Regions from separate parts of the Homo sapiens genome. Here regions 2 and 3 are each linked to region 1. Evidence: chromatin loops called from intact Hi-C (ENCODE). Cell type or tissue: IMR-90. All regions are shown on one strand.

Evidence for each region. Peaks named below come from ENCODE experiments on the same cell type or tissue, not always from the same donor. Only the 100,000 strongest peaks of a DNase experiment are listed, where the experiment ranks them.
Region 2: it touches region 1 in a loop (7-fold over the local background); 2 of 110 quality-filtered maps call a loop at or near these places.
Region 3: a loop joins it to region 1, with 6 times the contacts of the local background. A loop is called at or near these places in 2 of 110 quality-filtered maps.

What each region holds. Positions count from the first base shown.
Region 1 is chr11:28,832,655-28,840,654 of GRCh38, reverse strand. No RefSeq gene overlaps it. Among named protein-coding and RNA genes, the nearest start is that of LINC02742, 66 kb to the left of the region's middle. In IMR-90, no CTCF peak of the experiment used is centred here; DNase peaks (open chromatin) are centred at 1,694, 4,114, 5,554 and 6,784; H3K27ac peaks cover 5,678 bases.
Region 2 is chr11:29,115,850-29,123,849 of GRCh38, reverse strand. No RefSeq gene overlaps it. Among named protein-coding and RNA genes, the nearest start is that of LINC02742, 220 kb to the right of the region's middle. In IMR-90, no CTCF peak of the experiment used is centred here; DNase peaks (open chromatin) are centred at 3,689 and 4,599; H3K4me3 peaks cover 326 bases; H3K27ac peaks cover 4,613 bases.
Region 3 is chr11:28,563,830-28,571,829 of GRCh38, reverse strand. It overlaps LINC02758 (long intergenic non-protein coding RNA 2758), which reads right to left. Exons shown (of 8, transcript XR_002957243.2): 4 at 7,502-8,000. Among named protein-coding and RNA genes, the nearest start is that of LINC02758, 29 kb to the right of the region's middle. In IMR-90, no CTCF peak of the experiment used is centred here; a DNase peak (open chromatin) is centred at 4,979; H3K4me3 peaks cover 161 bases; H3K27ac peaks cover 2,091 bases.

The DNA of each region.
Region 1 (8,000 bases):
TTTCCGTCACCTGGCGTGACTTAAATGTGATCCAGCAATAAATTAAAGAGACAAATTAGATGACCTCCTAAACTGTCTTCCTTCCTGGTAATGTCTATAATTGTATTTTAATTTTGTTTAACGTATACAAGTTTAAGAAACTAGGAGCAAAGCATTATGTATGAAGATTATTTCATTGTGATGTTACACTCACATTTAGAGGGCAAATGAGTCAGGAAATAATACCAAGAAAGCCTTTTACTTTCCTTTATTTTACTTTTTCATTATGATGGACAATAGAATATGCACCACATCACATCCTCTTCCTCACAAGAATATCAGTCCCCTTGAAGGTAATTACAGAGTCTCCTGGTTATAGACCCCACCACCTAATGTAATTGCTGCCAACTCTACCACCTACCATCCCTTTCATTGGAAATGGTCGTGTAATACCTTGCGGCTCTGTCATCTGCTGATACAAGGTAAGATATGTTGTATGGCCCTCTTTATTTTCTGTAAATCATGTGACTAAAAGCAATGGCTTTGGTTGCTTAACAAAAGATTGTTTCATCTTAAGCTGTGATAATTTTGCACTCAGGAAAAAAAGAATTATTGTAATGACAAATTTAACAGCCTGGGCTATTAGCGGCTAAGTTTAGATAGACTTTACGCTAGTTACTATGTTTAGACTTGAAAATGAAAATATTATTTCAAGATGGAGTGGAAATGCTCACCATGCTTCTTATATGGGAAAGAAATAGTTGTTTAAATGAGTTTGAATTGGTTATGAATATAATGCAATTATTCTTTTGAAAACATTGGCTAAAGGAGTTTTTTTTTCTAAAGATAGGAACCAAATAGGCTGAAACTACTTCGGTGAGGTTCCTCCTCCCCAATTCAGACTCCAGCGACCCCCAAAATACACACATCCAGATGGAAAAATTTAATATTCTTAGTCAATCAATCACTGACAAGTATTTGCCACTGAGCACCTGCTTGCTGCTCAGGGAAAGGAAGCATGACGAATTAGGAGTTGAGACTACTGCTACTGCTATATTTGTGACCTTGGAGAAGCCACTTTCTCTCTCAACCTGCTTTCTTACTTGCAAACTAAAGCCACTTTCAGATGTAAAATTCTATAATAATATCCCCATGGAAATAAAACAGCCATCTCTGATATTTCTGCATGTGATTCTAAAGGCAATGCCGGTTTTGCAGAATGAGCAAAGGATCTACTCAGCAAAGAAGGGATTGAGTCAGGTAAGCACAAAACCAACAACCTGAGATGCTTACTTTGTGTCAGACATGATTCAAGACACTTTACAAGCCTTATATCTCCTTTTATCCTCTCCAAAATACACCCATGAGAGTGTAATCACTATGAGATGGACCCAAGGGTCAGATTGTTACAACACAAAACATGTAACCCACCAAGGCATTTGAACCCTGGGCAAGGTCATATTGATTCTATGATTTCAAGCTTTCCTACACATGCAAAACTTTCCCCTACTTATAGAGTAAATTAAGTGGTGATAACTTCATATGAGAAATTCATTTCTATTTGTTTTATTCTTTCCAGATATCTCCTTTTGAAATAAAACATTTCATAATTTGAAGTACAACATATTACTTAAGAGTCAGCTTGAGTTGGAATTCCAACTTTGTGATAATTTGAGAGAAAAGAGGTAGAAAAAACACTCATAGAGATGGAATTCCAATGACGACATTCTCATTTACTTTATAATTTTGCTGCTGATTGGCCCTGATTAAAAACAGGAAGGAAGAGTTCAATTTCATCACTGGTATTTATTTTTGCTGATGCCCTTTTAAACTTGAGCACCCATTCATTCTCACCCCAAGTGGTTTTCAAGCTGAAACTGCCAATTATCCAAAATGTCTTCCTAGTATCTAATGTCCATACCACTTGGGGCTCCCTTATCCCATAAAACTAATTTAATGTATGAGCTTAATTACATAGAGGTAGATCAAGGGCCTTAGAGGCAAAAGGCTAACGAGGGCATTAAATCCTGAACCACTTAACAGCTGCCCCATCACTTGGCAGAACTGTATTTTAAAATAGTGTTTGAAATATATTTAAACTGAAATAAATAAAACATGTTTTCCTGTAAATGATGCCAAGTCCTGCCAATTAAATTCATATCTATTTAAAAAAAAAAAGATCTTTAGCTCTCAACAAATGCTGGCTGCTTCTTTCCACTAAAAGCAATTCTGAGCATTCATGCTCTCACTTCTTCCCTGTATCATTATGCTGTGTTCCTCTTGTTAATATTTAAAGCTTCTGAAACTGTTTTTCCCATATGCTTTTGGACTAGAATGAAAAACTTAAGTTTTCCATTTTTATGAAGCCTTGTAAGAAATAATCTCATTAAGAGATTACTATTCTCTTAAGAAAAGATAATGCTAATATAAACAACATAAATTCTTACTAAATATGAAGAAAAGAAAAAGGTAAGATTTTATAGAATACATTTCATCTTTATCATACTGTACTGTTGACCATTAAACTTGATTAATAACAATGATACAGCAATAATCATAATTTTTCAATGTGAAATTTCAGGTACATTCCCAAACACTTTACATATACTTTTGTTAAATTATATACTCACTACTACTATACAATTATTTTTCTTTTTTTTTTTTGAAACAGAGTCTCGCTTTGTCACCAGGCTGGAGTGCAGTGACACAATCTTGGATCACTGCAACCTCCGCCTCATGGGTTCAAGCAATTTTCCTGCCTCAGCCTTCCGAGTGGCTGGGATTACAGGCGCCCACCACCATGCCCGGCTAATTTTTGTATTGTTAGCAGAGATGGGGTTTCACCATGTTGGCCAGCATGGTCTGATCTCTTGACCTCGTGATCTACCCGCCTTGGCTTCCCAAAGTGCTCAGATTACAGGCATGAGCCACCGTGCCTGGCCTACCACTATTTTTCAAATAAAGAGACTTAGTATCAGCGATTGAAGAAACTTGCCTAAGATTTCAGAGTTGTAAGCACCTAACCTAGAATTTGTGCCCATATCTGTCTAACATGAAGTGAAATCACTATGTTATTCTGCCTTTAAATTTTATAGTTGGTGTTGTTAACCAGATATGATAATGGAAACCACAAAACATGTACATTAATCTAGATGTTACAGACTCAATGAAAGAGTGACTATTATTTGGATCATAAATCCCAATTTATGGGATGAAATGATGAAGTCATATGATCAGAGGAACTATCTTCTCTGAATTGAGGGGCTGATACATCAATACAGGATATTTTAAGGACACTGAGGTTTTGAGCACTGAAGAAGATGCACTTTCTGTGTCCTGATAGAGTGGGGATCCCAGCTGAAATGTAACGGGTTGGGGTACAAAAAGGGCTGGACATCTTTGGTAAATTGCTGGAAGAGTCCTATCTAAAGTTAATTTTAATAAAGTGCATCTTACAGAGCCATGAACAAAAAGGTGGACCCAGTTTGAAAGCCAGAATCAGAGGAGAAGAACAAATCTGACTGCAATAAGCTGTTTCTTAGATTGATCTCCAAGTACAGCCACTTCCTCAGACTAGATTCTAAGATTCTAAATCAGTGTTAATGAGAATATGAGTGAAGGGGATGGGAGGGGACTCTATATAAAACACCAAAGTTTTCTCTCTCTTCAGATAAATCTTACCTGTCTTTAATCAACTCTACAGCAGTTCACTACTTTGATAAGGACACTTACTCCTCTCACCACCCAGCTTATAATACTTTACTCTTGAGTAAGACATCAGACCTTAACGAGGCTATTCTAGCTCTTATAGGCATCAGGTTGCAGCATTCTCTCCCTTATTCTCTGTAATTTACCTACTCTGGATTTTTTCAGATCCTGAGAAGTTTCACACTCCAACTGGCACAGAATCTTTGGGTGATTTCTTTTGCTGTGATAATGGACCCCTTGTTCCCACTCTGTGCATCCCTACATTACTTAGCTAGTGCTTACTAATCCTTCAAATCTCATAGCAGTCTCTTCCTTTAGAATTCTTCCTGTGATTGTGGTCTTGTGTGCGTCATTATTGGACTTATTTGAGTAAAGTCTGGCTCTTCTACTTAACGTGGGTGCTTTTGCTAACTATTTTATATCCAGCACCAAGCACTATGCCTGGACTGAGTACACATTCTTTAAATGTTTGCTCCATGAATAAATGGACTTTGGTACCAACGGAATGCTGCTTTAGAACCCTCTAACAGGATATAACACAAGAGAATGAAAGCCAATCCCTCCTTCTTTCACAAAAGAAAATTACACAGCCCAGTGATCACTTCCTGTGTCCCATCACAGCATGAGACTGGCAAGAGCTGGCAATGCCCTGCAGCATCAGACTGCAGAACTCTGTAGAAGCTATGGAGGTTCCTGGCAGTGTCTGAAAAATGTAGTGACATTTTTACATTTAGTGGGAGTGGGAGTCTAGGCAGGAGACAAGTGGAAAATTAGTATCACCAGGTAACTAGTCAAATTGATGATGGAGATATTTTCTTGATCATGTTTGAGACATCTTCTAAGAACTCTCAAAACATAACTCTTGAAGGTTTTTAAAAATCTGAATGTCCTGATTTGGTAGATTCAGGCTCAAGTATTTAAAATTTCAAGACGAGTGTGTTAATTTCCCACTAATCCAGACCAAGGTCAAGGCCCTGTTAGAGGAAGAAAGTCAGTGATCGCTGACTCATGGCCAGCAATTAGAATGTAGGTGCTGGCTCTTTGCTCATAAACCACATGATTTAGGACAATTAGAGGATAATGTTGCTTCGGGATTTCTACATTTAGCATTTGGGCCTATCTCTTGTTTTATTATTTCTTTATTATTCTATAGTTGTAGATGTGCTTTCAGAATTTACTGAGCCTCAGTATTTAGAATAATGTATTGCTGTTAATGTGTTTTTTTAGCCACAATCTTAAACATTTCCATCTTTCTATTACTTGGAAACCATATTAGTTAATACATCAATTTCATAACATTGCAAAAAGATTTAAGACATTACACATATTACCCTAATTTGCTTCTTAGGATAATATGTCAAGATTTCTCCCCATATATATATATTTTTCAAACAACCATTCCAGATGTCTTTGGCTGTAGTTTGCTCCCAAGAGGGAAGAGTGTGGTGATGGACCACCCAGATTCTTTTTGCTAAGCTAATGCAATGGGAAATTAAGTCTTTGCACTGCCATCAGTCCCCAAGCCTTCCATTCCTTTTTCTTGTCCCTTAAATTATTAGCAATTCCTGTTGTTCATTTTTTTAAAAGCATTTCTATGGGCCTTTCATCTTGTGCTCATCTCCCCTCATGGTTTTTTTTTATATATACTTTAAATTCTAGGGTACATGTGCACAACGTGCAGGTTTGTTGCATATGTATACATGTGCCATGTGCGTATGCTGCACCTATTAACTCATCATTTACATTAGGTATATCTCCTAATGCTATTCCCCCCCTCCCCCAACGTGGATGAAGCTGGAAACCCTCATGTTCTTAATGCCAGCAACATCTGCTGGTCCTGAAAAGCTTGCTGGCTGATACACTCAGATTGTTAACATAATACTAACAGTCAAATACTTGGTGACTCATGACCTATCAATTGACTTTCAGCTCTTGTTCTTTCAGTTTAAAACTGGCAAATTAAAAAGAAAATACATGCAAATTCTGCAAACAGAGACAGCCTTTTGTCAGCTGGAATCGAATTTCCTTGTAGTCTTTTTTCAATGAATTTCTCAACTTTTCTTCTTCCAGCACACTCCCTTTTACCTCAATTTTTGCTAAGGAGTGTTTCATTTTCTTCTCATTCTTCTCAGTTGCCTAACTCTTACCTATGAAGCCTCTCTCAAGTCTATATTTTCAGTGAAGCTCTCACTCACTAATGCAATAGTTGTAGGCTTCATAGCTACTGGGAATCTCCATCCAGATGTGCCACAAGCAATTCACTTCCTGTGCTCCTAAAAAGAATTATCACATGAAGTGAGAAAATCTAAAAATGGTATTCTTTTACTATCCAGAATATTTTCCATGAAAAACCACTGAGGAAACACAAAATAATTGTGATTTCAGAAATGATATCTCAATAACTTTTCTTTCAAGACACCTTTTTCCTTAGCTAAGCTGTGATGAAATCAAACTTCTGATGATACCAACATAATCAATTACTGTGCTAAAAATTTTCCTAATCACTAAATTTTCCTGGTGATATTATGACCAACTGACATCAAATTCCCTTCCAAGTTGAATCCCTCTTTCCCTATACCTCAACAGCCTCTGTTTCCCCATTGCATATTTCAGTGAGCACCACTAAATATCCACCCAGTCCTCTGAGAATCTTTTTTCCCAATCCTCAATACCTAAAGAATTGATTTTTACATGTAGCATTTTAACATTTATACAGTTTTCCTCCATTCTATTCATTTCTGTCCTAACACTTCCTATCTTCAGGCTTTCATCACCTCACTCCTCAATTTTTGCAAGATACTCAAAAGATTTCTTCCTATATTGGTCCATACCTTGTTCAATACATTCTTCTCAATGATTCTGGAATAGTTTTCCTAAAACAAGAAATGTAATTATGTCATGTCCTTACTTAAAATTCTTTAATAAGCTCTCATGTCACTCTCAGGAAAATAATTCAAACACATTAATGTAACATTTCATATCTGACCCTTGTCTGCTCCCTGACTTCATGCGTCACCAATCCCCTCCATTCAATAAATGCTCCCATTCCTTCTGAGCAACTTTCACTTATCTGAATGCACCATGCTCTCTCATTCCTCTCTGACTTGGCACAGGAAATTCCACTTGTCTGAAACACATGCATTCCTTCTTTGCCTACGTAAATTCTATTCAGACCTCAAAATCTTCTCAGATCTTGCTTCCCCAGAAAGATTTCTCTATTTCCTCACATTTCCATCAGAATGGTTGATGCTTCCTTTCCACTATAGCACCCAGCACCATTTATAATAGTTTGTCATACTCATTGCAATCATCTGGGTCTGTGACTGATTTTCAATTGTAGAACATTATCTATCTTTGTAAATGCTAAGACTTAAGTTATTCTTTAAGTAGAATTTTCACCAATGATACTGATAAAAAGTGTCAGTTCCTTCAAAATATAATTTATAAATTTTCTACTGTCAGTTACTTATTAAGTAGGAATGGCTTCTCTCTATTTCAGCAGCCAAGGCATTTCCTACTTTTCTCAGCCTCTGTGTTCAATGCATACTGTGAGATAAGGCAGGCTTTGGTAGACATAATGGCTTCCTGACTCTACAAAAAAGTATCTTCCACCCCAGAGAAAAATGTGGATTCTAGATCTGTTCTATTGTGTCAATATTAAGTATTCTACATGACTACTCCTCATTGGCCACCTTACACCGATTATTCAGAGAAGCTACTGGTATTGACACATGTGACCTCCCTCAGGAAAAAAATCGTTGTGTTGTGTCTCTTACTATTAGCTGACTCAAGTTTTTAAAAAGTACTATTGAATTTTCAAAAGTCTAAATATTAATGTAAGTGCTTAATGAATAATAACTAAACAAATGAGGAATCTTACTTGATTAGATTTAAACAGTTTTGAAGTAATTATCCTCAATAACCTAATATAACTTAATAGTATAAAGGAAGGCTTTTATGCATTTTAATAGATGTAGAAACATATGGGGACCTTGAAGGCTTCAGTTACTCCTTAGGTGATGCTACCTGAGGGCATATTTTTTTATACTATAATAAAACTCAATCTGTTTAGAGATCACTTTGGTTCAGATGAATTTTATCCATGTGATAAAATTATCTTTTATTCTCTTTTTGGAATACTTTTATCAAAAAAATAAGAACATCTGAGTCAGGATGCACAGTTTGTCTAACACATTTTTGGTTCAAGGGGATTTTTCCCCTTACTAATACTATTATCCAATATGATTCTATGGTAAATATTTAAAGTTGTACAGGCTTTTACTTGTACTTGAGAACAACAAATTTTCAAATGC
Region 2 (8,000 bases), 280 kb before region 1:
TTATCTAGATGCAAAAGCTGGACCCTTCTACTGCACCAGGCTGTGCTGGCAAGCCTTCGTGGCAAAGAAAACTACAACTCTTAAAGCTAGTCTTCAGATGCATTTGACCTTTTCCTTATATAGCAGTCTTTTTTTCAGAAATGTGTTTTATAAGAATATGAAGGCACATTTAAAGGCTGAATTAGGGAGAATTATTGGCCATTGATGACCCAATGGACTTTCAGGCTGCATATACAAAAGATAATTTCACTAATCAAATAATTGTTTATCAAATGATTGCTCTGATTACATTTATACTGGGAACCTGTATGTGTGTATGATTCTATATATGTATGCATGACTTATTACTATTTTCTTTCTAAACTTCAGGTATGAATAAACCAATTTAACTTGCCCAGCATAGTAGAAAGAGATAGGCAATACAGGCTAGTAAAGCACAGTTACACACCAAAGACAGTAGCTGCTGTCTTTCATATTGCAAGACAAATTCATACATCAGTCATTCCTTTGAAAAACAAATGTTTATTAAATATTTCATATGGACTCAGTACATCTGGCCAGACACAGAGCAAATAATTACAATAATGTGATACATACTACGACAGAGGTGAGCTCCAGTGATGTAGGAACATAGAGGAAGAGGCGCTTCACTATCTTTGGAGGTGATGGAGAATGCCTGCTACAAGGTGAGTGAAAAATGAAGATTAGAGTTCATCAGGTGGAGTGGTGATGGGGCTAAAGAAGAAAGCAGAAACCAGACCATAAACCTTGTAGACTAAACAGTTTGAATTTTATTCTCAAAGTCAAATGAAGCCAATATGAGTTTGTGAAATGTAAGTGATTAGTTTTTTTTCATGTAAGTGATTAGTTCTTTTAGTAGGAATTTAGGGAAGTGGGGAGAGGGGAGGTAGAGAGACACAGTTTGAGGCTATTGCAGTAATCCAGGTAAGGAGTGATAAAGGCCCAAACTAAGGCAGAAACACTGAGAATGGAAGGAAAGGTCAGAACCAAAATAGAATTAGAATTAGAACATATAGGTATTCAATGTGGAAGTTAAAAAAGAGTAAGGATTTCTCCTTTGGCAAATGGAAATACAGGAAAAGTAATTTACAATTGGAAACAGTTACGTTTAAGGTATCTATGTTGAGTAAAAATATTGTGGGTTAATTAAATGTCAGAAACTCTACCAGACCCTCCTTATGTTAATCATCACAAAAGCCATGTAATGTGGTATTATTCTTTTTTATTTTGAGGATGAAGTCTCAGAGAAGTTAATTTGCTCCATTTGTTAAGTGCCAGAGTCAAACGTTACTACAGTTCTATGTATCTTCAAGCCTGTATTTGTTCACCACTAGACAAGACTGCCTCTTTTGTGAAGCTGATGCTCTGTAGGACTTCAAATTGTTTTTAGCTAGAAATCAATTCGGGAGATGTTGCTCCTAGAAGAAGCAGTTGAGATCTTGAATGTATATGAAGTCACTCAGGGGGGGTGTTATTTAGGAATGAATGAGAAAGAGTCAGAAGTACAGAAGATTCAGGACAGAATTTCAGGAATACATTAAACTTTAAAATGCATTATTTAAGGAGATTAACCAAACAAAACACAAAAAAAGTCAAAGAGATAGGTGGGAGCTGAGGGAGGATAATGTCAAGGATGCAAAGGGAAAATTTGTTAACAGTCTTTCTAGGGAGTCAAATATTGTCCTGTTTTGCACTAAGAAAATGTCTCATCACAAAAGTACAATTAAGGTCCCTGCTGGGAAAACCTCAGTCTAGATGAGATAATGTGGTGCCCATTCTCTCCTTTTTATAGCCACTGCAACAGTCTACTTTAAATGCTGTTGAATAAGTGAAATTATTATGTGTATAAAGTCACTAACCCATAGCAAGCATCAAAAATGCCTTCTCTGCTGGCATGGATATTAGACTGTAGATCTGATGGCAAGGATCTTAAACTTTAGCTGCAAACATCTGAAACTTCAGCAATTTATTAAATGTTCATGCTACTGTGCAAGTTAATTATTATTATTTTCATTGTACAGATGTTGGAATTTAGGCACAGAGAGGTTAAAAACATTCTGCCTGGTCTCAAAGCTAGTAAGCAATTGACCAAGAATTCAAGTTAGGGTCTATCCAGCACAAATGTCACCACCTCTTGCTTAATTGTAAAGCTCCATCTTTAAGTTAAGAAGGTGATATAATTAAACTTTCAAAACAGGTACCATTGGGTAGAAGAAAACACTTGTGTTGCCAAGGGTTTAGAGACTCAGTGTCTCCCCTTATCATGGTCCCATGGTTCAACCTCTAAGTCGGAATGGAACTAGGATCTTTCTCTTGATTTTAGAGCAGGTTTTCTCAACTTCCACACGATTGACTTTCAGATGGATAATTCGTTGTTGTGAGAGGGCTGTCCTGTGCATTGTAGAAAGCTTAAAAGCAATCCTGTATGTCTAAGGAATATTTGTACTCTCAAGTTTATTGCAGCATTATTTATAATTCTCAAGATGTGGAATTAATCTAAGTGCCCATCAACCATGAATAGATGAAAAAAATGATATATATATATATATATATCACATTTATATATATACACACACACAATGAAATAATATGCAGTCTTAAAAAATAAGGAAATCCTGTCATTTGTGACAACATGGATGAAAATGTAGGACATTATGCTAAGTGAAATAAGCCAAGGACAGCAAAACAAGTATTGCCTTATCTCACATTTCTGCAATCTAGAGTTGAAACTCGTAGAAGCAGAGAGTAGAATGATGGTTACCAGGGGCTGGGGGTCAGGAGTGGAGGTTGGGGGTTGGGGAGATGTTGGTAAAAGGATACGAAATTCTAGTTAGAAAGGAGGATCGGTTCAGAAGATCTATTGTACAACATGGTGACTATGGTTAATAACAATGCATTATATACTTCAAAATTGCCAAAAGAGTGGATTTTAAATGTTCTCGCTACACAAAAATAATAAGTGTGTGAGGTAGTAGATATGTTCCTTAGCTCGACTTAGCCATTCCAAAATGTATACATACATCAAAACATCATGTTGTATACCATAAATATATATAATTCTTATAAATATATAGAGATAACTAAATAAATTTAAAAAGCATCCCTGGCCTCTATCTATTAGGTGTAAGTAGTACCCAACCAGCACCCACTTTACTTGTTACCATTAGTGACAAATAAAAATGTTTACAGACTTTGCCAAGTGCCCCTTAGGGTTCCTTGGTTGAGAATCACTGGTTTAGATATACAGCCTTCTCATTCTTAGCATTAGTATACAGCCTGAGTTCCTGTGTTTATGACTCCTCTTCCTGGAAACTGCATTTGCTTGTCTTCCAAACCCTCATTTACACCATTTCTGCCCCATCCAGTCATCCAATTCACCCTGCCTTAGAACGACCCCACTGCACGGGCTCCGCCAAAGGATCCAAACCCCTTCTCTGAGCTGATATCCGAAACCTGTCCCTGATCTGGAGACCGAGGCAGTGAAAAGCCAGCTTCTGTGATTGTGTATCATTTGGGTAGAAAAAGTCCTCATAAATCACCGGATTGTTTTGTGGGCCTTCGAGGGTGCTACTGGGAATGGCAGGGAGTGTGACTCATTCTGCTGTACTGCAGTAATATTAAAGAAAATAAATAACGGAACTGAGAAGGCATTAAGTGAGGAAATGAGGCACGGATGCGTGAGGCAGAGGTGATCCTACTGCACTGCATGTACGTGGATATTACCCAATTACTTGGGAAGCAGAACTTAGGAAGAGAACTGTGGAATCAGTTTTCTGAATGAACTGCAGAGTATACACTCAGATTGTACTGAATTCCCCAGGCAAGACTTTTCCTCTGAGCTCCCTTTCTGAATAATAAGGAAGTACATGCAATTGGGTTGTCATGGTTTGTTCTCTGTCTTAAGTACTACTGGTAATAATCATGCCTTATGTTTGTTCAGTGTTTCCTGGTTTACAGAACACATTCCCATATATTATGTCATTTCACTAACAAAGCAATCCTCTAGACAGGAGGAATCCAGCCAGGAGGAAAACAGTGTTCTAGAAGGGGTGTTTTGACAGGTTTGAGACAGCAGAGCATACTTGTGAGAGCACAGGATCTGGAATCTGAAGATTTGGGTAAGAATAACAGCTCAAAACAGCTCTGGTATCTTGACCATTAAACTGTCAAACTTTAGTGTTTCTTCTGTGGAGATAATAGCACTGCTACGAGGTATTCAATGAAATCAGACCTATAAATACTGAATACTGTACCCACCTCACCCTAGGAAACAGGCTCTTAAAAACAGTGGTGGAAGCAATCTTTAACTCAGGATAATCTGTAGATTACAAAAGTATAATAGCATATTTTATTGCATAGTAGTCAAGTATAAATGAAGACTTTAGAGTCAGGTGACCAGGGTTTGAATCTCAGCTCTGCTTCTTGTAACTGTGTCACTTGAAACAAGTTTCTCAGCCTCCCTGTGTCTTGGTTTCCTTATCCATAAAATAGGTGCTTTGGAGATTAAACAGGCTATTATATAAAAAGTTTTTATAACTGCAGTGTTTCTCTGCTTTGAGTCATCTATATAACAGTCATCCCGTATCCACAGGGGATATGTTGCAAGACCCCCCTGGATGCCTGAAACTGCAGATAGTAATAAGCCTATATATACCATATTTTTAAATGCATACATACCTATGATAAAGTTTAATTTATAAATTAGGCACAATGAGAGTTTAACAACAATAGCTAATAAAAAGAACAATTATAACAACATACTATAATAAAAGTTATGTGAAAATCAATACCTCTCTCTCTCTCTCAACCCAAATATCTTATTGTACTTATTTTTGGACCATGGTTGACCATGGGTAACTAAAACCAAGACAGTAAAACTGCTGATAAAGGGGGAGTACTGTACTTGGTAACTGTGATTACTCAGAGTTGACTTTAAGTACAGCATTATTCAAGGTGAACAACACTGGATTCTGTGACAGATGAAGTCCCAAATATAGTGGCTTCACACACTCATCTCTTTTCCTCCCTCTCTTCTTCCCTTCGTCCCTCCTTCCCTCCTTCCCTCCCTTCCTTCCCTTCCTTCCTTCCTTCCTTCCTTCCTTCCTTCCTCCTTCCATCCTTCCTTCCTTCTTTCCTTCCTTCCTTCTTTTTGACAGGCTCTCACTCACTCAGGCTGGAGTGCAGTGGCATGATCATGGGTCACTGCAGCCTCGACCTGCTGGACTCAAGCAATTCTCCCACCTCAGCCTCCCAAAGTGCTGGGATTACAGGTGTGAGCCACTGAGTCCAGCCACAATCCTATTTCTTGCTCATGTCATATTCCAAGGCAGGTTGTTGGTGTGTGTGTGTGTGTGTGTGTTGGGGTTTACTCCATGCAGAAACTCAGAGACCAAAACTCCTGCTCCTAGCATGCTATGTCTCTACCCTCCCCTAGGTCCTCAGATTTATCTCTTTGACAGATGAGGAAACCATGATTGGGTATGGGGATTCCCAAGGGTCAAGCCTAGAAGTTGAATATATTGCTTTTGTTCTCATTCCACTGTCCAGAACACAATCATATGGCCACAATTCACTCATGAGATCCTGAGAAATATAGTCTGACCATGTGCTCAACAAAAGGAGAGTTCATATATTAGAGAAAGCTATCAATCTAGCAAGTCTTGAGTTCAGGGAGTCTGTGCTTCCCAACAGCAGGCCTTGTAAAGCACAGCTCTACAAATGAGGCTCCTGTGCTATGCCATTTTTCTGACCCATGCAGTTTGTGTAGCCATTATTTTCCCATCACTCTGTAAGCAATATTTTGTGCTTCTGCAGCAGGATTGGTTTGGTCATAATCCTGATTGAGATCCAACTTGGAAACAACTTTTCCTCAGAGTTGACTTTAAGTACAGCATTATTTAAGGTGAACAACACTGGATTCTGTGACAGATGAAGTCCCAAATATAGTGGCTTCACACACTCATCTCTTTTCCTCCCTCTCTTCTTCCCTTCTTCCCTTCGTCCCTTCTTCCCTTCGTCCCTCCTTCCCTCCTTCCTTCCCTCCTTCCCTCCCTTCCTTCCCTTCCTTCCTTCCTTCCTTCCATTCTTCCTTCCTTCTTTCCTTCCTTCCTTATTTTTGACAGGCTCTCACTCTCTCACTCAGGCTGGAGTGCAGTGGCATGATCATGGGTCACTGCAGCCTCGACCTGCTAGGTGTTTAAACATCAGCTGAGGGTATGACCCATGATGTAGCAATCCAGTGCCTTGTAAAGGACCACTCACCTCCTTCTGAGGCTGAAAACTAGAGTAATAGGTTTGACCTTGACAGAGGTACAAGATCAAGGTGGATCTACAGGTAATAGCAGGCAAATGGAAATGAGCTCAAAGCCAGAAAAGTACGATCAGATCCTGGACAGATAAACATAAATTTAGAACCAGAAGGAATACTCAGACATGGTAAAAACTTCTAAAAACCTGGCAACCAGACACCTGCTAAGTAGTGAAGCCAGGAGACTGTGAAAGAATATTTAAAGATATTCTTTGGAAGAGACCCAGAAATAATACCATTCAACAAAAAAAGCACAGAGGCAGTATAAAGGAGGGAGTTAAAACATTGATTTTGTGATGTACAGCCCTGCATTCAAATCCAGTGTTCAAACTCTACCAGTTATGTGACTGGACAAGGTTCTTGATGTCTCTGAACTTGCGTGTTCCCATCAGTAAGGAGGAAATTAATAAATAACTCCTCTCTCAGAATTATTGTAAGAAATGTCTGAGATACTACAGATGAATCTGTTTCTAGATATGGGGTTTCCCATTCTGGCTGCATCTCAAACTCACCTCATGATTGCAATAGTCTTTGTTGTAGTAACGTATGCCTAAGTTCCATCTTGGGTGTTTCTTATTCAGTAGCTCTCGGGTGGCTGGCTGCACCTATATGTTCACAAAGCCTCGCAGGCGATTCTAATCACCATGACACTGATTTCCCAGTTGAAAACCAACGTTTCATTGGGCCATGGGCCAGCAAACACTTTTTAATTAAGGAAATATCTTAGTTTTTGCATGTTGTATAGTCTCTGCTGCTGCTATTCAACTCTGCAATTTTTGTGTAAAAACGGACGTTGATAATATGTAAATTCACAAGCTTTGGTTGTCTTTCAATAAAACTCATTTATGAATGCTGAAATTTAAATATCATATAATTTTCGCATCACAAAATATTACTCTTCATTGTATTTTTAAAATTCTTTATGAATGTAAAAACAATTTCTAGCTTATGGGTGATACAAAAGTAAGTTTCTATGCCAAATTTGGCCCACAGGTCATCGTTTGCTTACTGTGTAGGAGAGCAGAGGCTCCTAGGCTTACACATGCAGGATCATCCAGAGGGCTTGATAAACTTTTTGGGCCCAACCCCCAGAGTTTCTAACTCAGTAGGTCTGTGATGTGACAGAGAATTTGCATTTGTAACAAATTCCCATGGGATGATGATGTAGCTGGTCTGGGGACTGCATTTTGAGAATCATTGATCTAAAGGAATACTCAGATGATTGGTTCTTCAGATTGTCCTTACTTTAATTTATAATATAACATGTTATTTAAATCATTTTCCATTTTTGAGCTTTGAAAACTATTTGGTAGCTGTGCACTGAGTTTATACCCTTTAAGAAATACCTGAAATAAAGACAATTTCTATCACGTTAACGGTTGAGTATAGATAATAAATTTTACTAGTTAAAAGCATGGACATTGGAGAAAAATCAGACCAGGCATAAATCCTGGACGTCCTTCAATTGTATGACCTTGGGTAAGTATGTTCTCTGCATCTCGGTTGCCTCAGTTCATATGTAAAATAAAGGTAATAATAATACCTATATTGTAGGATTGTTGCCAGGATTAAATGGGTATGAAAAACATTCAGAATAGTGCCTGGCCCATAGTAAATATTCAATAAATGTTGGTTACTATTATATCTAAAGGTAAGTTATGACAGCAAAGGT
Region 3 (8,000 bases), 270 kb after region 1:
TCAACGGAGAGTTGTAGATCTCATTGTAACTTAGTAAATTGGCATTCTGGCTTCATAAATCAGGTCATTGTGAATGTGGGCAGGAATAGCATTGAGATCAGATTTCTGGACCTGCAAGGATGTAGACCAGACTATGCCCTCCTTAGGCACCTGATTGGGTAGAGAGCTGGTCTTTCTTTAAATACATTCTCACTTCATCAGCATACCCTACTTGCTTTTCCAAGCATGTTGGCAAAGAGCATACACTCTGGAGCCAAGACTACTTGGATTTAAATCTAAGTTGTGTGAAATTGGGCAAGTTACTTAATCTTCTTTGCCTCAGTTTGTAAGCCACTTTGTGCCTTGTGTGTAAAATGGTAATTACAGTAGTAGAAACCACATAGGGTTGTTCCAAAGATTGAATAGGTTCATAACATACATAAATACCTAATACACTACCTGGCTCCTTCATTATTATTATTTTTCTATCCATACTGCCTACAGTGGAAATTCTGGTAACTGCAAGTAATTCAATTCACTTATAAAGTAACAAATAGGGAAAGTAGGAGACAAAAGATGAGATGCCACATGATGGAGGACCCAAAACTCAGACTTAGATTCTAAGAGAAATTAGGACCATTGAAAGATGATAAACTAGAGATTAATAATAACTGTGCACCCTAGAAAGGTCAATGTTGTAGCAGGTGGAGGATGATTTAGGAGGGGTGAAAAATTAGAGACAAACCAATTAGGTGATTGTAGCAAAGTTCTAAGAAATGGCAATGGGAATTGAAAAAAAAAAGGGTATGGATTAGAAAACCATCTATAAAGTAGTGTAAGTAGGACATAGTGATCAATTAGAAATGGGGCTTAGGATAGCACTGTGGCCAAGCGGAGACCATATGCCAGTTACTTGTTCACTTTGTGCCTCAGTTTACTCATCTCTAAAATAAGTACACACCTCACAGGATTGTGTATTAAAGTTTAATCAAAATGTAGAATGTGAATATAAGGATACAGACCCCATAAGGTTTTTATGATAAAGTGTTTAGGTTTTTAGATAAAGTGTGTGGCACCATAGTATGTGCTATGGGAACAAGTTGTACCTAGGATGCATCTTAGGTTACTGGCTTGAGTGAGTGGGTGGGTGGTAATGTGAATAACTGAAATAGGGGAGAAAAGAAGAGCAGCTGGTGTTTCAAGATGAGTTTGAAGTGCTTGGGCTGCCCAAGTACATAGTTTCAGCATATATATATGTGTGTGTGTGTGTGTGTGTGTGTGTGTGGTGTGTGTGTGTGTGTGTGTGTGTGTGTCTGTGTGAGGATGTCTTTGTGTGTTTGTGTATGCATACAGGCCCACATATGCATAATCACTCATGTAACACACTGACAAATTTTTTGCATATATCATCTTATTTACAGACAAGGTGGCTATTACTGAAATCGCAATTACTCTCTTCATTTTACAGATGAATAAATTAAGACTTTGACAAAGCAAAATAGCATCAACCTCATACGGTCGTTACGATGATTGAATAAGAGAGTATACATAAAATACTTGCACAATGGCCTGGCACACCATAAGAACTCAAGAAATATTCATGATTAACACTGTTAGTGTGGTTGTGCTGTTGCTATTGTGATTTCTCAGGGTTAGACAGCTATCGAATCACAGAGCTAGGATTCAAACCCAGGACAGACCAACTGCAAAGCAAACGCCCCTAATCACTATTAGTGTTTAAGGCTGTGACCCCTACCATGTAGATGTCTCAGAATTAGGTAGTATAAAGAATACAGGCTGGGCTTGTGGCGGCTCATGCCTGTAATCCCAGCACTTTGGGAGGCAGAGGTGGGTGGATCACGAGGTCAGGAGATCAAGACCATCTCTGGCTAACATGGTGAAACCCCATCTCTACTAAAAATACACACACACACACACACACACACAAATTAGCCAGGCATGGTGGTACTTGCCTGTAGTCCCAACTACTTGGGAGGCTGAGGCAGAAGAATCGCCTGAATCCGGGAGGTGGAGGTTGCAGTGAGCCGAGATCATGCCACTGCACTCCAGCCTGGGCAACAGAGCGAGACTTTGTCTCAAAAAAAAAAAAAAAATACACAGAGACTCTGCCCTCAAAGACCTTACAGTCTTACAGTTGCAGCTGGATGATCTGGTTGAAAAGAAAGAATATAGTGTGGGATGAAGATTGCCTAGACTAGAACAATGAACTAGGTTTTAAAATTCAACTGGTTAAGGAGAGCTGGGAGAGTACCCCAGGCAGGACAATGCAAGTGAGCAGAGTCTTGGAGGTGTGGACAAATGGAAGGAAAGATACAGATAATATGGAAAAGCCATGCTAGAAAGTGTCAGTTTCCCAAATGTAGTTTTGCATACAGGCTGGGTGCGAATCTAACCATTCCAACTCTGAAATGCCTACAATTAAGCCCTAGCATTGCCTCTAGGTTTGATTTGGAATGAAACCTTAGTTGTCAAAAGGAAAGCAGCCAGAGCTGTGTTTGCTTGGTGCTGCCTGCAGGAATTACACTCGTAAGAAATCGTGGGAGGTGCACATGGGACTCCCCACCCACTGGGGTTGATAATCCATGCTAATTGTACACATTTCCAAAGCCTCCCGTGTGAGAAGGAAAAAATAAAAATGTTCTCTTAACATTTTTGAAGTTCATAAATGTGGCAAATGTTCAATAACTATATTTAACTCCTGTTGCATATTCCTTAGCTCTTAAAATACGTTAAACCAACAGTTTTATGCACTTGACAGTAAAGGCATACTTTCCTGCTCTTTTCTCCCACCTATCTAGGTGAACATGCATGTCCATCACAGCTTTGAAGAGCTAGCTCAAGATTTGTTTTTTCCAAAGTTGTCCCTGGCTTCCCTGTCCCTTCCTTTGCTTAGCATTATACATTTGTGTTTGGTGTTGGATTCAAATGAGGTCCTGGACAGCTAGAAGGGAGACAGAAGAACTGGAAGAAAGGGTGCAAAGTGTTTAGCATCCACAAGGCAGAAACTCAAAGGTGAACACAGCAGAACTTGCTGCCCCTTTATTTGCTCTCCATGTACCTATACATCCATTGCTCTAGGTTCTTGCTCCTCAAAGTACTGTCTTTGGACCAGCATCCCTCATCAATACCTGGGTGCTTGACAGAAATGCAGATTCTCAGCTTTCCCCTGCCATACCTACTGAATCAAAATCTTCTTCTCTGTTTTTTTCTTTTAATAGTTTTAACCTTTATTTTAGATTCCAGAGGTGTTGCGGGGGATACATGTGCAGGTGTGTTACCTGGGTATATTGCAGAATGCTGAGGTTTAGATTATGATTGATCCCGTCACTCAGAGACCAAGCATAGTAACCAAGGGTTAATTTTTCAACTCTTGCCACCATTTCTGCCTCCTCCCTTCTAGAAGCCCCCAGTGTCCATTGTTCTCATTTCATATCATGAGTAATCAAAGTTTAGCTCCCACCTATGAGTAAGAATATGCAGTATTTGGTTTTCCATTCCTGTGTTAATTCACTTAAGATAATGGCCTCCTGCTGCATCCATGTTACTGCAAAGGACACAATTTTGTTCTTTTTTATGGCTGCATAGTATTCCATGTTGTATATGTACCATATTTTCTTTATCCAGTCCACCATTGATGGGCACTTAGGTTGATTCCGTGTGTTTGCTATTGTGAATAGTGCTGCAATGAACATATGAGTGCATGTGTCTTTTTGGTAGAATGATTTTTGGAATATATACTCAATAATGGGATTTCTGGGTCAAAATAGTAGTTCTGTTTTAAGTCTTTGAGAAAGCTCCAAACTGCTTTCCACAGTGGCTGAACTAATTTACATTCCCACCAACAGTGGCCTTTCCATTTCTTAGCAGCCTCAGCATCTGTTGTTTCTCAACTTTTTAGTAATAGCCATTCTGACTGGTGTGAGATAGTATCTCATTGTAGTTTTGATTTGCATTTCCCTGATGATTAGTGATGTTGAGCATTTTTTCACATATTTGTTAGCTGCTTCTATGTCTTCTTTTGAGAAGGGCCTGTTCACGTCTTTTGCCTACTCTTTAATGATTCTCTTTCTTTCTCTCTAGCTTTTTTTTTTTTGCTTAATTAAGTTCCTTATAAAATCTTCATTTTAAAAAGATCCCCAGGTCATCCTAATGTACATTAAAATTTTAGAACCACTATGCTAATATAGACTTATCACCCCCACACTACAATTGTTTGTTTCCTTGTTTGCTTCTCCTTGCTCTGTGAGTTCCTTCAAGGAGGAACTGTGTCCTATGTGCCCCGGTAGCCCAGCGCCTAGCCCAGTGCTCAGTACATAGAAATCAAATAGCTGTCACTTACGTCCTTATTATTTGCCAAGTGCCATATATACATTGTTATCATTTAACCTTTGCAACAATCCTTTGAGAAGGTCACTGTTATATCCATTCTGCAGATAACGGGGCTCAGAGACTTTAAGTAACTCACCTAAAGTCACACAAATAGCAACAGAACTGTCATTCAAATCCAGCTATATCAGATGCCACAAGATGTGCTCTTGACCGCTATTTTATATTATACTACTTTCATAGTAGACGTTTAATAGATATTTATGGAATTAAGCAGACTTTGCGCAGCAATGATTGAGCCTTTCCTTTGCTTCTTTCTGTCATGAAGTAAAAGGACAAGGGCTACAGTTTTAATCTGCCATGCAATTTCCAAAGTGCAGAGGCATAATGTCTGCGTTCACGGAAATGGCCTGTAACTATACTAGGAATTCCGCATCCCCCACCCCTCTTCTCTTGGAAGATCTGCAAGTGTTAGTAAGCCCTGCAGACAAGCAATCCTGTCAGGCAGAAGGCAGCCCAGAGCCCTTAAATAAAACATTCTCGCAGCCTTCCGCGGAGAGCATGGAGACAAATACCGCGGATGTGAAAGGTGTCGCTGGGATTACCAATGACGTGCTAATGGCTGCTCAGGCAATCTCTGAGCCTCCTGCGCTCTGAGTCACCCGCTCCCTTTGGAGCCTGCGCTCACGTCATTAAGGGACCGAAAGCTATTCACAGATCACTGACTAATGGCAAGCTTGAGCCTGGCCTGCACTCCCCCCACCAGCCTTCTCCAAAGGACTAAGGTCATGGACAGGAGGCCCTGGAGCTTTTTATCACGGCCACAATGAAGGGTGAAGGAAAAGATAAAGTCTTCTGCCTTCCTTCTATCTATTCTGCTAGCTGTACTTTTGCAAATGAGGAACTTTCCTCGTGTTCCAGAATGTGTTGGAAACTCTTTGCCGGGAACAAGCAGAATCTTGAGTAGGGCGGTTTACTTTTGACAGTTTATTATTCTAAAAAATCTTTCTGATGTTATTTTAATTCCACAGGCATTTCATTACTAATCAACCCTGGGGCTTTCAGTTTCTAGAGTACATAAACATATTTCCTTTTTTTGGATTATTTGTGTGACTGCTTGCTTGAATTTATTGTAATTTTATTTGTTTGTTTGCAACTGCCATAATGGGAGCTTCTAAAAGACTAGGAAGTAATAAATGTAATATTTTCTTTCAGATACTGCATTTTTTCCCTAGCCTGCCTAAATCCTTTGAAATATAACATCACTTGGCTTTCCTGCCAGGCACTTCTCCCTGAAATAAAGTCACAGGTCTGCTTTGGTCACTCTGTCAATATCTGTGACAGATATTTCCAAGTTAACTTTTAGGGAGTCACAACTTGGCAAGTCTAAAAAGCACTATATTTAGCTGCAATTTTGGAATGATGTGGGAAAGAAAATTGAATCTGAAAAAGCAAAGCAAGATGTGGTTGAGCATTTTGTGGAACAGGTAACAACCACAGAATTATTTTTTCCTGAATAAACCATGATCTGTTTGGTGGCCACTTCTATACTTTTCCAAAAACAATCTATTTACTTACACAAGTTCGAATTCTTCAAGATTAACCCCAGGCTTTATCCTGGAAGATAATTTTATTTATTGGTAGAAGATAAAGCTATTCATATATAAGGCAAACTGATTGGAGATACATTTGAGCTCACTTTGCTTTCTATGCTAATGTCAGAACATGAAGTTTAAGCATTTGGTTACTGAAGAAAATATCGCACACTGGAATCATTAAGATCAGTCATCAAAATGATAAAGATACAATTTTTTTCCAGAATTCTGGAGCTCTGATACACAGCTTGAGAGTACATTTCTCAGCATGAATTGCATTATTCAGTCAAAGAATGACCATGGAGCAAAAAATGCAAAATGTTTCCTATTTCTGTTAAAAGTCAGGTTTAATATAGACACATTTCCCTTAGATGTGGTCCACAGAATATCTTCTTTGGGAGATATCATTTGGAGAAAGCAAGACTTATCTTTTTGAACAAATAAAATTTTGATTGATAAAGGAGCTTTTACAATGGCATACTAGGATCAACATTGGTTGTGATCGTGAAAATAATCAGACTTTTAAGGAATTGGGCAAATCTGGTGTGTTGGAGAGCCATAAGACATTTCTTATTGCTTATATGCATCTCATACTTTGGTTCTTGAGTTTGCTTAAAAAACGCAAACACGTATACATCTAAATTGTAAATGTTAATTGCTTCAGAGTTATATATGACTGTTACAGAAGGTCACCACAATTTATGTTCCATTCTGTTTTCCCAGGGATTGATAAATCCTGGGAATAAAGCCTTGTTAATAGGCAGATTTGGACTATTCAGGAGTCACCTTGAGGATGATATCCAAGTGGTTGAAGGGAAGATGAGAAAGCAATTTTGCACAACTCATTGATTGACAATGAACTAATTTCAAGAGACTCCTTGAAATTCCACTAGGACTGTGGGAAAATGGAATATCAACAAAGTTATCTTAACATGTGACACCAAGGCAGTGCTAGTAGGACCTCAAGGTGCTCATGCTCTGTGAAGATCGGAGAGAGAAATCACAAGAGAATCCTTACAATATGCAGACACTGTTCTAAACTCAACCACATCACGTTATCCAGTCCTTACAATAACTTTGTGAGGCAGGAATTATTATTCCCATGTCACTCATTAGGTCAGAAATTTTAAGTAATTTGCAAGTCATAGATAGTGAGCATTTCAAACCTACTTTGAGAAATGTGTGCATGTATGTGTTTGTGTGTGTGTATATGGATATGGATAATGGGAGGTTGTTTATAGAACTTTTTAGAAGGACCTTATCCTGAAACCCAGCCTTTTGCAAGTGCTTCTCTTGAAAAGAAACCAGATTTATTACAGTAGTTGCCTACAACATTTTTTTAACGGATTTAAATATATTAGCTCAGGAGAGGAAATTTCTTGCTGCTTTATTGAAAAAAAACTGAAACTTACCTTCAATCTATTTTACTGTTTACCATACTTTCTACATATTTTGTGTCTATTCTTTTAAATATGGAAGAGGAAGTATCTGGGTAAAGGAACACACTTGCAGCTAGCCAGAGGCCTAAATAAGTAAATATTAGATGGGGAAAAAAAATGAGGCCTTGTGATAAGACAGACCTGGGTTCTATGTAAACTCTGCCACTTATATCTGAGTGATCCTGGTGGAGGTTATTAACCTCTGTGAGTAACAGCCTCCACATCTGTAAAACACACAAAGACATAATACATATTCATGTATTAGTTATGAGGATTAATTGAGAAAAAGGTATATTTTTAAGACCTGGTATCATGCTGTTGCTTGACAAATGTCAATTCTCTTTCCTCCTGCATGAGGTTTTCTTTTTTTTTTTAACTTTGTTTTTACCCAGTGACTGACAGAAGTCACAGGATCAGACCTAAGAGATAGCTTTCAAAGAAACCCTGACAGATTCATGTCCAACTATGCCCAAGTTGAGTTTTAAGACAAAATTCACCTGTAACAGAGCAGAGTCCTGGAAATACAGAGATTCATAATATATGTTTTAAATCCTAAAGACCTTATGACAGTATCTTGAGCTTTATATACTCAAGTTCTTTTAGCTGTCTTGATAACATTTTGAATAATAAATAATTGGAA